Linked DNA regions of Homo sapiens: region 2 is linked to region 1. A link is an interaction called in ENCODE POLR2A ChIA-PET data of the cell type or tissue named here. Cell type or tissue: A673. All regions are shown on one strand. Links, peaks and the distances in the headings refer to the core of each region. The heading gives the core; the rest is flanking DNA. Region 1 holds the start of ZMYM3 (zinc finger MYM-type containing 3). Region 2 has its middle 17 kb from the start of ITGB1BP2.

Region 1 (8,325 bases), core at 115-8,114:
ATGACGTGAACCCGGGAGGTGGAGCTTGCGGTGAGCTGAGATTGGGCCACTGCACTCCAGCCTGGGCGACAGAGCAAGACTCCGTCTCAAAAACAAAACAAAACAAAACAAAACATATATATATATATATTTGAGAGATGAAGTCTCGCTCTGTGGCCCAGGCTGGAGTGCAGTGGCTCAGTCTCAGCTTACCACAACCTCCGCCTCCCGGGTTCAAGCGATTCTCCTGACTCCCAAAGTGCTGGGATTACAGGAGTTACTGCACCAGGCCCACTTTATTTTTTAGAGCAGTTTTGGCATCACTGCAAAATTGAGCTGAAAGTATCAAGAGTCCTTTGTACCCCTCTCCACACACAGACACAGCCTCCCTATCAACATCCTGTCCAGAGTGGTAAATTTCTTGCAGTGATGAATATACAGTGACACATTATCAACCAAAGGCCATAGTTTACATAAGGGCTTCCTTTTGGTGTTGTACATTCTATGGGTTTTAATTTTTTTAAATAAAGATTTTATTTTTTAAGAGCAATTTTAGTTTCACAGCAAAACTGACAGGTAGGTCCGGAGAGTCCCATATACCTCCTTCCCCCATGCAGTCACGGCTCCCCTGACTACCAACATCCCTATCAGAGTGGTAAATTTGTTAAAATCGATGAACCTACATTAACACATCATTACTAACCAAAGCCTGCGGTTTACATTAGAGTTAGTTCACCCTTGGTGTTTACATTCTGTATCTTTGAACAAATGTATACTTACAAGTATCCACTATTACAGTATCATGAGAGTATTTTCGCTACCGTAAAAATCCTCTGTGCTGTCTGCCATTAGTTGTTTTTTGTTTTTGTTTTTTTAATGTGGGGTTTTGTTTTGTTTGGTTTGAGACAGAGCCCTCGTCTGTCGCCCCGGGCTGGAGTGCAGTGGCGCCATCTGAGCTCGCTGCAATTTCTGCCTCCCAGCTCAAGTGATCCTCACACCTCCGCCTCCTGAGTAGCTGGGACTACAGGTGCACACCAGCACACCTTGCTAATTTTTTGTATTTTTTGTAGAGAAGGGGTTTCACCATGTTGCTCAGGCTGGTTTGGAACTCCCGGGCTCAAAGGATCCAACCGTCTTGGCATCCCAAAGTGCCAGGATTACAGGCGTGAGTCACTGCGCCAGACTTAAAATGTGGTTGTTAATGACTACGTCTGTTGCATAACCAAAATCCCCTATTATTGGGCATTTAGATTGTTTCCTTATCTGTTTTAAAGAGGAGAAAACTAAGGCCCTTCACTTGACAAGTCACTTGTCCAAAGTCACCTGGCTAAAAAGTAGGCAGAACTGATATTAGAAATCTGGTCTGACTCCAGAACCCATTCTTAGGCCACCACACTGCGTCTAGAATTAATAACACACCACTTAACCCCGTTAGATCAGCTCCCCTCAACTTGAAAGATAGTGACCAGGCACCTCCACAAGCAGAGCAGCCAAGGATTCAAGTATATGTTGAGGAAGGCAGGCAATACAGAAAAAACTAGGTGGCTCAACTGAGATGGAACAAGCAGAAAATGCAAAGGGGAGGTCCAGGAATAGAAATAAACAGGAGGTAGGAGATGGGTACACAGAATGCTGGTTAAGACAAAGAGAAAGCTGGATTTGGGAAATCTAAAAGTAAGAAACTCTGGCTTTTATCTCTGTATGTAGGAGGGAGCAAAGATAACCTCAAGGCCATGTGGGGAGCTAGCAAGGATAAGGTTTCTGGGAAAAGGAATGAGAAAAGGGAGGGTAAACTCCCGAGGACTACAAGAGCAGGAGAGGCTTTGTGTGGCCAGGAGGAGAGGCCAGAAGTCAACGAGGCAGGCTAGAATAGGCACTGGATACCAAACCTTCCTGTTCCTAAGGAGACTTCCTTCCAGCCTGAGCCTCCTCTAGTAGTTCGGCTACTAAATGCTCTCAGCCCTTAGGGGCTGTGGTGGGAAGTGGGGAGCGGGGATTGTAAAGTGCTCTAACTATTAATATAATGCGGACTGAGAATGGATGCTGGCACAATTTTTTAAAGGCAGTAGGCTTAACGCTAGTGCCACCTACCCCTACTCCACTTCTCTAGCCTAACCTCAGCCACACCCACATGCTAAGGACCATCCAGGAGGGGGGAGCGTGTAGCGCGCCTGCGTGCTCGTGCGCACGAGAAGCAGAGAGGCAGAGAAGGAGACAAAAAGAGATAGGGGGAGAGAGAGAGAGAGAGCGAGAAGAGAGAGACAGACAAGGACAGAAAGGGGGCTGGAGGAGAAAGAGAGAGAGAGATACAGAGAGAGAGAGAGAGAGAGAGAGAGAGAGAGAGAGAGAGAGAGAGAGAGAGAGAGAGAGAGAGATCAGCCCTGGTGAGGGAGGAAAACTCCATAGATAATACAGGGAGCTCCTGCAGGAAGACTCAGGGAGAAGATCCCAGAACTTACCCTAAGACTGTTGAGAGAGTAGGGGGTAGCTTTGCAGGACCTGGTTTGGGGGTCATCAAGCAGTAACGGTTACTGCACAGGCGTTGCCACTGAGCCAGAGCCATTTAACCCGACCTGTGTGGCTGGGGATCAAGCTTCAGATACCCCATAACTCTGACTCTCAGACTGTTTTGGGGGCCCCGTGGCTGCAGACAAGGGAAGGAGGGGCACGTGAGGGCTGGGTCCCTGCCTCCCCCCGTCCTCCGCTGTCACTCACTACCCCAACAGTCGCCCAGGGGGCGGGACCCGGAGAGGTGGGGATGGGGGAGGGTAATCTTGGCAGGCGCCTGCTGCATGGCGTAGGTAGGGACTATTGAGGGGGGCGGACGCCGAGGGGGTGAACACGAGTGGGAAGCTAAGAGAGACACGGGGAGGGGGAGGGGACCGGGAACCATTTGAATGAGAGGAGGGGATCACGGGTAGAGTGGGCTCCAGGAGGTAGGGCGAGCAGGGTGTGACGGGGGCCAGACTCTTGAGCCAGGTAAGGGGAGCAGGTGCGTAGATCTGTGTTTTTTGTGGGTGAGCGCACTCGGCCCTTGGGTGGAAAGGGGACGCCGCCTTTCCCGGGGGGCCGGCTTCAAAGCTCCAGAGGCTATCTTTTCCTTCTCAACTAACGGGGCCCCGGGCGGGGGCTCAGGCGCCGTCTCTAGTGGCTGCATTCCACTCCGCAATTTCCAGGCGGCCACTGGACTGGGAGTCTCGCGCCGGGGGCCGGCGCTGTCTCGCGAGCCCCCTCCTCGAGCCAGCCAATGGGGTTGGTTGCTGGCACCGCCCGCCCGCCTGGTGCAGAGCGCTGGGCGCTGCGAGCGGCGCTGCCATTTAAAGGGGCCGCGACCCCTGTCCCGGCTGCTAGGGAGGGAGGTAGAGAAGGAGCGCGGGGCCGTCGCTGTCTGCAGTTCTAGGCTTGTAGCCTTTGCACTAACCCTGCCGCAGGTAGGGGTCGGGCCTGCTCAAGCCGAACCGAACCTGCAAGCGGGATCTTGCAGTAGCCGGGAGGCGGTGGTGGGGGGGTCTAAGGAGAGATCGTAGCTCCAAAATGTCTTCCTGTAAATGCCTGAGGTTGGGGGTGGGCAACAGGAGAAGGGAGGACTGGAGGAGCAATGGGAAAGGGGGACGGGGCTGAGGAAGTGGGCGACCTGAAAGGTAACTGGGGGGAAGGGGTTGCGAAGGGCAGTTTGTGGGGGCGGGGGAAGGGCCGAGGGAGGACCTAGCAACGCGGGGAGGGGGGGTGGGGCCAGACAGGGTGGGTAAAGACTGGGGAGCTGGGGGGCTCCTGCAGAGTGGGGAGGGAATAGAAACTGAGATCGCGGGGGCGGGAAAGGCTCCTGGTGGCGACGGCCTTAGGAGACTCTAAGGGGGCGTTCAGCCTGAGTTGCGGGGGGTAAAAGGTAAGGGGGGAAGGGAATGGGAGTTGCAGTCGAGTAGGGGGGTGGGCGGGTAGAACGACCGACTGCCTGGCCAGTGTGGGCACGGGGCCAGGGCGGGGAACGCCTCTCCCCACTGGGGGCGCTGTATTGGGGGGAGTGGTCATTAGGACTAAAGCCTTCGGAAATGCTTGTAGATTGTGGTGGTGGGGGCTGCTCATGAGAAATCCAAGTGGATGATGGGGTGTGTCTCAGAGCCTATATAAGAAGGAATTCAGGCTAAGACCACCTCTACTGCCCCCTCTTCTACTCCTAATCTGCAGTACATATCCAGCCATACTCATGGACCCCAGTGATTTCCCCAGTCCATTTGACCCATTGACCCTGCCAGAGAAGCCCCTGGCTGGAGACCTACCAGTAGACATGGAATTTGGAGAGGATCTACTGGAATCCCAGACTGCCCCAACTCGAGGATGGGCCCCCCCTGGCCCTTCTCCATCCTCGGGAGCCCTGGACCTGCTTGATACCCCTGCTGGCCTGGAAAAAGACCCTGGAGTCCTGGATGGAGCCACTGAGTTGCTGGGGCTGGGGGGGCTGCTCTATAAAGCCCCCTCTCCCCCGGAGGTGGACCACGGTCCTGAGGGAACCCTGGCATGGGATGCAGGAGATCAGACCCTAGAGCCTGGACCAGGGGGCCAGACCCCTGAGGTGGTACCACCTGATCCAGGGGCTGGGGCAAATTCCTGTTCACCTGAGGGGCTACTAGAGCCTTTGGCTCCAGATTCTCCAATAACACTGCAGTCCCCACATATTGAAGAGGAGGAGACCACCTCCATAGCTACTGCAAGAAGGGGCTCCCCTGGGCAGGAGGAGGAGCTTCCCCAAGGGCAGCCACAGAGCCCAAATGCCCCGCCTAGCCCTTCAGTGGGAGAGACTCTGGGGGATGGAATCAACAGTTCTCAGACCAAACCTGGGGGCTCTAGCCCCCCTGCACATCCTTCCTTGCCAGGTAGGTTGCCTAATTATCTGGAGAATCAGGGCTGGGAGAGGGTGGTGGTAAGGAGGGGTGGCTATGTGCTTTGGGAAGTAGTGGGGAGGAGGAGGGTGGAGAGATAAGTGTAGGGATGTGTGTGGGGAAGGACTTGGGGTTTACGAGGGAGGAGTGGGGTGGTGTGTAGAGGAAGATTAAGGAAAGTAGGGGTGGGCACAGGCTGTGGGGGAGGAATGGGGTAAGGTTTCAGGGAGCGTAGGTTGGGAGGAGTGAATTTGGTGGGAAGGGTTCCCTTTTTCCTACCCCAGTGGGCTTTTGGTGCCAGAGTCCTTCCTTCAGGATTTGGGGGAGTACACCAGGCTTCTTGGTTCTAAGACCTTTACAGCTTTTTGGTTCTAGATGGGAGTGGGATTTCTGGGTTTGATGAATGGTAACTAGGTTCTGGAGCCCCTAACAGCATAAGGATTTCAGCAGAGCGATAGAAATGCAGGGTCTAGGATTGCGTCTCTGATAGGGGAGGGACAACCTTGACTTGAGAGGCTCTAGTGTCTCCCCTCTTCTGCCTAGTGGTGTGCCTCTATCAGGCTGTGACGAGGGTCTTAGGGCTTATATAACCACCTGAATCCAGGGGAAGCTACCCATACACTGATGCTTCCTTTTCCTTTTGCTACCTTTGGGTGGTTGTGTGTGTTTTTCATTGGTAAAATATAAATTCTTAATGAAAGGTATATTACCTGTGTTTCCTTAACCCCCAAGGATTGGGACAGAAAGCTGGTGGGAAGGATAGATTTTTTTTTTTTCATGGAATAGCTGCACGTGCACCCCCCCACCCTTAGTACAGAGCCTGAGGTAACCCTGAGAGGGGCCCCAAGAAGCCACAGGCACTCGAGTTTTCCCTTTCAGTTTTGAGTAAGTTCTTCCCCAGGAATGGAGGCGGGGGTTGGGCCGGGGAGAGGGTGGTGAGGGCAGGCTCAACATTTAGGCTGCCTTCTGCTTCCTTTGCAGGAGATGGCCTGACTGCGAAGGCGAGTGAGAAGCCGCCTGAACGGGTGAGGGGGAGGGGATTGGAAGGAGTCTGGTTCCCCCTTAGCTCTGGGAAGGACAGACCCTTCATTTTCCCTCCCAGATGTTGTTCTGTAGAGAGTGTGTGTAAGGAGAGTTAGGAGGAGGGAGGGAGCACTAGTGTCTACTGCTTGTTGGGGAGAAAGTCCAACCTCCTTTTCTTCCCTCCTCCTAAGGGCTGGGCCAAGGGTCCCCACTCTCCCTTCCCCCTCCCATCTTCTATCCCCCCCCAAACCCTGTACTAGTGTTAGCCTGGCCAGGGTGTCAGTTTTCCTCCCCTCCCATCTTTCCGAGGTACAGAAGAGAAGCGAGCGCGTTAGGAGAGCAGAACCTCCAAAACCTGAGGTTGTAGATTCCACTGAGAGCAGTAAGTAGGATTTGAGGAAGTGTGACCTGGGAGTTCTGGGTGTGGAAAAGGTCCGAAAGTGGCATGCGGCAGGGCATGGATCTTCTAGCTCCTGCCGTCCTGCTCCATGAAGCGCATGAAGTGCCTGTCTCTGCTATGGGTTGGCATGGGAACCAGGGGCAGTGGGGGAAATTGAAAACAAGAGCAGTGAGAATGGCGAGTTTCCTGTTTCAGCTATGCCATCTCTGTCTCCGAATCTTCTCATTTAGAGCCTCTCCCTTTCCCTCCCTGGGAGGTTACAGAGTAACCAAGGGAGAGAGACACCAAGGTCTTAAGATACTGATGTAACAAGGGCCAGGGTGTAAAGGCCGGAACAACAGGGATCCCAGGAGAGGGACTGAACTGTTGGTCAGGGGATGGTTGGAGACCTGGTTTGGTGGCCTTTCTCATGTCCATCCCCCCACTTTCTCAGTTCCAGTGTCAGATGAGGATTCTGATGCCATGGTAGATGACCCCAATGATGAGGACTTTGTGCCATTCCGGCCCCGGCGCTCTCCTCGCATGTCCCTACGCTCAAGTGTGTCACAAAGGGCCGGGCGCTCTGCAGTGGGCACCAAGATGACTTGTGCACATTGCCGGACACCACTGCAGAAGGGGCAGACTGCCTATCAGCGCAAGGGGCTGCCTCAGCTCTTCTGCTCGTCATCCTGCCTCACCACTTTCTCCAAGAAGCCCTCGGGCAAAAAGACCTGTACCTTCTGCAAGAAGTGCGTGAGGGTCTTGGGGGCTATGCAGAGGGCAGGGATCTGGGCAGGAGTATGAGTAAGACAGAGACTGTTGGTAAGAACCTAGCAGGATGGAGCTGGGCGAGAGAGTGATGTAGGGAGAGAGTCAGAGTATTTGGCTCTGTGGTCATTGATCCTGGAGGAGGGGCGGAAGCTGAGGAAATGAGAGGGTGGTCTTGAGTGAATATTCAAACCTGTTCCCACCTCTAGGGAGATCTGGAACACCAAGGACTCGGTTGTGGCGCAGACTGGTTCTGGAGGCTCCTTCCATGAGTTCTGCACATCCGTCTGTCTCTCCCTGTATGAGGCCCAGCAGCAGCGCCCGATCCCCCAGTCTGGGGATCCCGCCGACGCTACTCGCTGCAGCATATGCCAGAAGACTGGAGAGGTGAGGACACTCAGTGGGGGCTGATTTACAGAGCCTGGCCAGCCCTGACCTGCCCCTCCCATCCTGGGGCTGCAGGGTCCAGGCCCTGTGGAAAGGGGAGTGGGGAGGAAAGGCGGCCATCATGAGGGAGCGTATTCAAGGACAGAGCTTCTCCAGGATGTGCACAGCTGGCCTTCCTTACCTCCCAGGACCTCACCATCAAGTCGGCAGCCTGCGGCGCAGGTTGGGGGGTCCCTGGGCCCACTGTCTGCTGTGAAGGTCTAGGGTGAGGTGGGGGGCTGACCTTGCATTGGGGTGGGCGGTGGTGGCCAGGCCCTAGCTCAGGGTGCGTGTATGTGTGTGGCAGGTCCTGCACGAGGTCAGCAATGGCAGCGTGGTACACCGGCTCTGCAGCGATTCTTGCTTCTCCAAATTCCGGGCCAACAAGGGACTGAAAACCAACTGTTGTGACCAGTGTGGGGCTTACATCTACACCAAGACCGGGAGTCCTGGCCCTGAGCTCCTCTTCCACGAGGGCCAACAAAAGCGGTTCTGCAACACAACCTGCTTGGGGGCGTACAAGAAGGTGGGGCCGAGGGAGTAGTGCATTAGAGGGCTGTGGAAGGGGGTGTGGTTCTTGGGTTATAAATAAAGGTGGCTGATGGGTCAAGGGCTGGGAGAAATAAAACAAATAAAGGGGGTTTCAATTGTATCCGTTATGTTTTATTTTTGAAGCTGGCTGGTGGATACACAGGTCTTTGTTACATCATCATCTATACTTTTTTTGTATGCCTGAAATATTTCATGTTTAAAACATTTAAAAAATAAAAGTGAAGGGACAAATCCAGCCTCAGCCTCTCCTTCCCCATCCTCACAGAAAAACACACGTGTGTACCCATGTGTCTGGTGCAAGACCCTGTGTAAGAACTTTGA
Region 2 (8,325 bases), core at 126-8,125, 65 kb before region 1:
ACATGCCTGTAGTTCCAGCTATTCGGGAGGCTGAGGCAGGAGAATTGCTTGAGCCCGGGAGTAGAGACTGCAGTGAGCTGATGTCATGCTACCACAATCCTGCCTGGGAGACAGAGCGAGACTCCCAGGCTATCCCGAGATATCTTACATTGATATAAGCCTTTTCCAAATAACTTTTATTTATTTATTTATTTATTGAGACGGAGTCTCACTCTGTTGCCCAGGCTGGAGTGCAGTGGTGCAATGATCGTGGCTCACTGCAACCTCCACGTCCTGGGTTCAAGTGATTCTCCTGCCTCAGCCTCCCGAGTAGCTGGAACCACAGGTGCATGCCACCACGTCTGGCTAATTTTTGTATTTTTAGTAGAGACGAGGTTTTGCCATGTTGGCCAGGCTGTTTTTGAACTCCTGACCTCAGGTGATCTGCCTGCTTCAGCCTCCCAAAGTGCTGGGATTATAGGTGTGAACCACCACACTGGGCCCCAAATAACTTTTGCATCTCTGATCACCTGCTCTCTAACCTCACTGAGATGCCTAGGTAATCCACCTCTCAATTCATCCAGATGAAGTAATTATCTCCCAGTTGTAGTAGTTTTCTCTCCTACACTCCATGAACTGCCACTCCAATGTTACTGTCTCTGAGACCTCTGCCTCCATTATCCTCTTTCTTCCTTTCTGCTCCCAAAGTCCCAGAAACTGCTAGAGGGAGAACGAAGTAGACAAATATAAATTCATGCTGTCCAATTTCAACTTGGCCCTTGCAGCTGCTCAGCAACCCTTTTATTTGTCTCATACATTCCCTGGCACTCTCCCACAGAGGCTGTTCCAGACCTTCCTCTTTCTCTTCAAACTACAAATTCCAGTCTCCCTCCTTCTACTTCTAAAAACTTCATATTAGACAGTTTCATTACATTAACTATCCCTCCTGCAACAAATCAGTATCTTTCTCCCTCCCAGCTCAATCCTCTAGACATCCAGTTCCATTCCTGGGAAAGCAATAAATGTTATTTATCTCTTATTTATCTTTCCAGAGATATTTTATGACTCTATAAGCAAAAATATGGAAAAGAAGGAATTTGCACTGCCTGTTAAAGATAAGTAGGATTGGGCGGGTGTGGTGGCTCAAACCTGTAATTCCAGCACTTTGGGAAGCCAAGGTGGGAGGATCACTTGAGCTCAGGAGTTCAAGATAAGCCTGGACAACATGGCAAGACCACGTCTCTATAAAAATTAAAAATTAGGCCGGGCGTGGTGGCTCACATCTGTAATCCCAGCACTTTTGGAGGCCCAGGCAGGTGGATCGCGAGGTCAGGAGATTGAGACATCCTGGCTAACATGGTGAAACTCTGTCTCTACTAAAAATACAAAAAAATTAGTCGGGCGTGGTGGCGGGCGCCTGTAGTCCCAGCTACTGGGGAGGCTGAGGCAGGAGAATTGCTTGAACCCGGGAGGCAGAGCTTCCAGTGAGCTGAGATCGTGCCACTGCACTCCAGCCTGGGTGACAGAGCAAGATTCCGCCTCAAAAAAAAAAAAAAAAAAAATTAAAAATTAGCCAGGCCTGGTGGCACAAGCCTGTGGTCCCAGCTACTTGGGAGGCTGAGCTGAGAGGATCACTTGAGTCCAGGAGGTCGAGGTTGCAGTGAGCCATGATCCTACCATTACCCTCCAGCTTGGGCAACAGAGGAAGATCCTATCTCAAAAAAAAATTACAAAAATAAATTTTACAACAGATAAGTAGGATTTGGAGGCCAGGTGGAGTGGCTCTAGCCTGTAATCCCAGCACTTTGGGAGGCTAAGATGGGAGAATCGCTTGAGTCTAGGAGTTTGAGACCAGCGTGGACAACATAGTAAGACCTTGTCTCTACAAAAAATTTAAAAATTAGTTGGGCATGGTGGTGCATGCCTGTAGTACCAGGTACCCAAGAGGCTGAGATGGGAGGATCACTTGAGCCCAGGAGGTTGAGGCTGTGGTGAGCCATGGTCACGCCACTGCACTCCAGCCTGGATGACAGAGCAGACTCTCTGTCTCAAAAAAAAAAAAAAAAAAAAAAAAGCCGGGCACGGTGGCTCACGCCTGTAATTCCAACACTTTGGGAGGCCGAGGTGGGTGGATCACTTGAGGTCAGGAGTTCGAGACCAGCCTGGCCAACATGGTGAAACCCCATCTCTACTAAAAAGACAAAAAATTAGCTGGGCGTGGTGGCACACACCTGTAATCTCAGTTACTCGGGAGGCTGAGACAGAGAATCACTTGAATGCAGGAGGTGGAGGTTGCAGTGAGCTGAGATTGCGCCACTATACTCCAGCCTGGGCGACAGAGCTAGACTCTGTCTCCAAAAAAAAAAAAAAAAAAGAAGATAAGTAGGATTTGGATAGGTGAAGAGAAAGGAGATGATATTCCAACCAGGACAAACATCCTGGACAAAGGCACAGAGGTGGGAATTAATAAGATATATTTAGAAAACAGGGTATAGTTTAGAGTAATCCCCTGAGAAATAATCCCAGCTGCTTCCTCAACTGCTACTTCTCCTTTTCCAGTTCTGTCTTTAGCCCAATTGCTTCCCTGCCTGACATGTTCTACATACCAGCTGAGTAGAAATATGACACTACATGGCCCCTCACCCATCCTATCTTGCCTGGACCTTTGTTACTATTTATTAAGCTTTCACGCCAACCATGTGTTTCAGTCTTATTAAAGAGGTCCCAGCTCCTTCCTAAGTCACTTTCCAAGCCAGACATCTTCCATTTCCTTGGTCACCATTAAAAACAGGACAATGAGGCCAGAAGCAGTAGGTCATGCCTGTAATCTCATCACTTTGAGGGCTTGAGGTGGGGGATCACACGGTCAGGAGTTTGAGACCAGTCTGGCCAACATGGTGAAACCCAGTATCTACTAAAAATGCAAAAATTAGCCGGGCGTGGTAGTGGGCACCTGTAATCCCAGCTACTCGGGAGGCTGAGGCAGGAGAATCGTTTGAAAAGGGAAGGCGGAGGTTGTAGTGAGCTGAGATTTTTCTACCACACTCCAGCCTGGGCAACAAGAGCGAAACTCCATCTCAAAAAAAAAAAAAACAAAAAAACCTGGGACAATTAATATAAAAGACGCAATGTAGGCCAGGCACGGTGGCTTACGCCAATAATCCCAACACTTTGGGAGGCCGAGGCGGGCGGATCACTTGAGGTCAGGAGTTTGAGACAAGCCTGGCCAACATGGTGAAACCCCGTCTCTACTAAAAATACAAAAATTAGCCGGGTGTGGTGGCGGGCGCCTGCAGTCCCAGCTACTTGGGAGGCTGAGGCAGGAGAATCGCTTGAACCTGGGAGGCAGAGGTTGCAGTTAGCCGAGATTGTGCCACTCTACTCCAGGCTCTGTCTCAAAAAAAAAAAAAAAAAAAAAAGATGTTATTGATTTTTTTTTTTTTTTTTTGAGAGGGAGTCTTACTCTACGGCCCAGGCTGGAGTGCAGCTCACTGCAACCTCTGCCTTCCAGGTTCAAGTGATTCTCCTGCCTCAGCCTCCCGAGTAGCTGGGACTATAGGTGCCCGCCACCACGCCCGGCTAATTTTTGTATTTTTTTGTAGAGATGGGGTTTCACCATATTGGCCAGGCTGGTATGGAACTCCTGATGTTGTGATCCGCCCGCCTCAGCCTCCCAAAGTGCTGGGATTACAGGTGTGAGCCACCGCGTCCAGCCAAGATGTTATTGATTTTATATCAATATATACAACATACAGGTCAAGGAAACAAATTATGTGACAAAATTGCAATCAGCAAAACCCAGATTGTGTGAAACTCTACTGAAAAATAATCCAATTCCTTCAATGAAAACATTGCAAGGAAAAAATGAGATAAAGATAACCTTTAATTTTTAATTTTAATTTTTATTTTTTTTCAGAGGGAGATCTCACTCTGTCACCCAGGCTGGAGTGCAGTGGTATGATATCGGCTCACTGCAACCTCCCCCCATGCCCCCCCACCCTGGGTTCAAGCGATTCTCCTGCCTCAGGCTCCCAAGTAGCTGGAACTACAGGCGCCCACCACCACACCCAGCTAATTTTTGTGATTTTAGTGGAGACAGTGTTTCACCATGTTGGTTGGGCTGGTCTTGAACTCCTGACCTCAAGTGATCTGCCCGCCTGGGCCTCCCAAAGTGCTGGGATTACAGACCTGAGCCACTGCGCCCAGCCCCAGTATATGTCACTTTTAAATTAAGGGTTCCTGTGCTGGGCATGGTGGCTCACACCTGTAATCCCAGCACTTTGGGAGGCCAAGGTGGGCGGATCACTTGAGGTCATGAGTTTGAGACCAGCCTGACTAACATGGTGAATCCCCGTCTCTACTAAAAATACAAAAATTGGGCATGCTGGCTTATGCCAGTAATCCCAGCACTTTTGGAGGCCGAGGCAGGCAGATCATTTGAGGTCAGGAGTTCAAGACCAGCCTGGCCAACATGATGAAACCCCGTCTTTCTAAAAATACAAAAATTAGCTGGGCGTGGTGGCACCCGTCTATAATCCCAGCTACTCAGGAGGCTGAGGCAGGCGAATTGCTTGAACCCGGGAGGCGAAGGTTGCAGTGAGATGAGATTCTGCCACTGTACTCCAGACTGGGCGACAGAGCGATACTCAGTGTCAAAAAAAAAAAAATTAGCTGGATGTGGGGGTGTGCACCTGTAGTCCCAGCTACTTGGGAGGCTGAGGCACGAGAATCACTTGAACACGGGAGGTGGAGGTTGCAGTAAGCAGAGACCATGCTAGTGCACTCCAGCCTGGGTGACAGAGTGAGGCTCTGTATAAAAAAAAAAAAAAAGAAAAAAAATGCTGGGCGTGGTGGCTCACGTGAGGTCATGAGTTTGAGACCAGCCTGGCCAACATGGTGAAACCTCGTCTCTACTAAAAATACAAAAGTTAGCTGGGCATGCTGACGGGCGCCTGTAATCCCAGCTACTTGGGAGGCTGAGGCAGGAGAATCGCTTGACCCCAGGAGGCGGCAGTTGCAGTAAGCCGAGATTGTGCCACTGCACTCCAGTCTGGGAGACAAGAGCGAAACTCTGTCTAAATATATATATATATATACACACACACACTCACACACACACATATATATACATACACACACATATATATACACATACACATATATATACACATATAGAGAGAGAGAGAGAATGGGCGTGGTGGCTCATGCCTGTAATCCCAGCACTTTGAGAGGCCGAGGCGGGTGGATCACCTGAGGTCAGGAGTTCGAGACCAGCCTAGCCAACGTGGTGAAACTCCGTCTCTACTAAAAATACAAAAAGTAGCTGGGCGTGGTGGTGGGCACCTGTAATCCCAGCTACTTGGGAGGCTGAGGCAGGAGAATGGCTTGAACCCGGGAGGTGGAGGTTGCAGTGAGCTCCAGCCTGGGTGATACAGTGGGACTCCGTCTCAAAAAAAAAAAAAAATATATATATATATATATATATATATATAAAAATACTTGGTATTTGATGATATGAAGGTATCTTCTTGGTATCTGATATGAAGGAATTATTGTTTATGTGTGCTAATATGATTTTTTAAAAAATAATTCTTACTTTTTAGAGATATATACTGAAATACTTTCATTATACTAGTCTGTCTACTTTTATACATGTTATAAATTCTTTATTAAAAAGTTTTAAAACAATGTTATTGAATTCTCAAGCATCTGATGAAAGTGCACAGATTAGTCTGAAGGAGTGGAACAGGAGGAGTTGGAATTTAAGAAGAGGAAGGTCTGGAACAGCCTCTGTGGGAGAGTGCCAGGGAATGTATGAGACAAATAAAAGGGTTGCTGAGCAGCTGCAAGGGCCAAGTTGAAATTGGACAGCATGAATTTATATTTGTCTACTTCGTTCTCCCTCTAGCAGTTTCTGGGACTTTGGGAGCAGAAAGGAAGAAAGAGGATAATGGAGGCAGAGGTCTCAGAGACAGTAACATTGGAGTGGCAGTTCATGGAGTGTAGGAGAGAAAACTACTATAACTGGGAGATAATTACTTCATCTGGATGAATTGAGAGGTAGAGTACCTAGGCATCTCAGTGAGGTTAGAGAGCAGGTGATCAGAGATGTAAAAGTTATTTGGAAAAGCCTTACATCAATGTAAGATATCACTGATCAACCAAGAGCCTCCCTGTTCCCCAGTTAGTCTTGTCAAAGGGACTCTGCTAGGCTAGAGGGTCATCATATCAAGATCCTCTTCCAAGATCCCTTTTAGGTTTTTAGGTTGTAGATGTTTTCAAATGACTCTAGGACAGCTCTTCAGTAGCTGTATGATCCCAGGCAAGCTATTTTCTATTTTGTTCCCTAGTTTCCTCATCTATAAGAAGTTGTGATAATAATACCTACCTCACAGAGCAAGTGTGAGGATTAAATAAAATAATGTGGGTAGAAGTGCCTAGCACAGTGGCATTCTATACAAAATACTGTACTCCCTCATCAGGTGAATACAGTCTCCCTTAATCCTGAAGCTGATGCAATTGTGTGGTAAATATGCTATCACTTTATAGAGGTGTAAAACCTGTCACGAAAATCCTATTTTCTTAATGAAACATTATAAAATTGGATATTGGAGATGTGTCCGCACCCCTTCCATAAAAAAATCATCTAACTTTCCTAACATGCTGAGGTAAAAAACTTCCAGTGAAGAAAAAGAATAGTAGCAGCAGTAATAATAATAGCAAACACATGCTTACTGGATTTGAGCCTCAGTGGAATGATATGGCCTAGAGATTAAAATGTGAGTCATCTGCATGGGGGTGATATTTGAAGTCATGTACATAACTGAGGGTGTCTGGAAGAGTTATATGAGAAGAGTGCAATCCTAGGACTGAGTCCTAAGGAACTGAATCACTGAATGGCCAGGAAGAAAAGGAGGAGTGTAAAAATGAGTCCCAGGACTCGTGATGCCAAGGCCGCTGCGAGCAGCTATGAAGAGTCGGGGTTGAGCCCCAGCTGAGCCGAGGGCTCGCACTCTTCTGGTCTCCCAGGACCGTCACACCTGAAGAAATGAGTGGTGGATTGGCTCCAAGTAAGAGCACAGTGTATGTATCCAGCTTGCCCTTTTCCCTGACAATGACTTGTACCGGATATTTTCCAACTATGGCAAAGTTGTAAAGGTTACCATAATGAAAGATAAAGATATCAGGAAGAGTAAAGGGGTTGCATTTATTGTATTTTTGGATAAAGACTGAACAAAACTGTACCAGGGCAATAAACAACAAACAGTTATTTGGTAGAGTGATAAAAGCAAGCATTGGCTGGGTGCGGTGGCTCAGGCCTGTAATCCCAGCACTTTGGGAGGCCGAGGCGGACGGATCACTTGAGCCCAGGAGTTCAAGACCAGCCTGGCCAACATGATGAGACTCCATCTCTACTAAAAATACAAAAACTAGTTGGGTGTGGTGGCACGCCTGTAATCCCAGCTACTAGGGAGGTGAGACAGGAGAATCACTTGAACCTGGAAGGCAGAGGTTGCAGTGAGCGGAGATCATGCCACTGCACTCCAGCCTGGGCGACAGAGCAAGACTCCGTCTCAAAAAAAACAAAACAAAACAAAACAAAAAACAAAAAAAGAGGAAGCATTGCTATTGACAATGGAAGAGCAGCTGTGTTCATCTGAAGGCGAAACTACTTTGATAAATCCAAGTGTTATGAATGTGGGGAAAATGGACACTTAAGTTATGCCTGTCCGAAAAATATGCTTGGAGAACGTGAGCCTCCAAAGAAGAAAGAAAAAAAGAAAAAAAAAGAAAGCTCCTGAACCAGAAGAAATTGAGGAAGTAGTAGAAAGTGAAGATGAAGGGGAGAATCCTGCTCTTGACAGCCTCAGTCAGGCCATAGCATTCCAGCAAGCCAAAATTGAAGAACAAAAAAAATGGAAACCCAGTTCAGGAGGCCCCTCAACATCAGGTGAGTCAAGACCCCCAAGGATAAAGAACAGCACATATTTCCGTGATGAGGAAGAACTTAGTGATTAAAATCTTGCCCTAGCACAGTAATAAAAATCAAGATTTGTTAGTAACAATCTTGACGATCTAATTTTAATAAAAATAAGAATACTATCATGTTAATACTATTACTGTCATCCCAAGAAAAATGATATATTTTCTCTTTTTTTTTTTTTGAGATGGAGTCTCACTCTGTCCCCCAGGCTGGAGTACAGTGGTGTGACCCCGGCTCACTGCAGCCTCTGCCTCCTCCCAGGTTCCAGGGATTCTCCTGCCTCAGCCTCCCAGGTAGCTGGGACTACAGGCACATGCCACTACACCCGGCAAATTTTTGTATTTTTAGTAGAGACAGGCTTT

What was found. Peaks named below come from ENCODE experiments on the same cell type or tissue, not always from the same donor. Only the 100,000 strongest peaks of a DNase experiment are listed, where the experiment ranks them.
Region 2: POLR2A ChIA-PET joins it to region 1 with 12 read pairs; 4 of 35 experiments call an interaction of 5 or more read pairs at or near these places.

Annotation. Positions count from the first base shown.
Region 1 is chrX:71,249,114-71,257,438 of GRCh38, reverse strand. ZMYM3 (zinc finger MYM-type containing 3) reads left to right here and starts at 3,299. Exons shown (of 25, transcript NM_201599.3): 1 at 3,299-3,410; 2 at 4,165-4,850; 3 at 5,838-5,881; 4 at 6,195-6,261; 5 at 6,713-7,007; 6 at 7,236-7,413; 7 at 7,760-7,978; 8 at 8,270-8,325. The coding sequence starts at 4,184. LOC105373247 (a long non-coding RNA gene) reads right to left here and starts at 2,631. Exons shown (of 4, transcript XR_938434.2): 1 at 2,439-2,631. RefSeq lists silencers at 2,684-2,733, 2,754-2,803. In A673, for the core only: a CTCF peak has its summit at 3,973; DNase peaks (open chromatin) are centred at 2,148, 2,708, 3,218 and 3,988; H3K4me3 peaks cover 2,884 bases; H3K27ac peaks cover 3,042 bases.
Region 2 is chrX:71,314,582-71,322,906 of GRCh38, reverse strand. It overlaps the pseudogene ZCRB1P1. Among named protein-coding and RNA genes, the nearest start is that of ITGB1BP2, 17 kb to the right of the region's middle. In A673, for the core only: no CTCF peak of the experiment used is centred there; no DNase peak of the experiment used is centred there.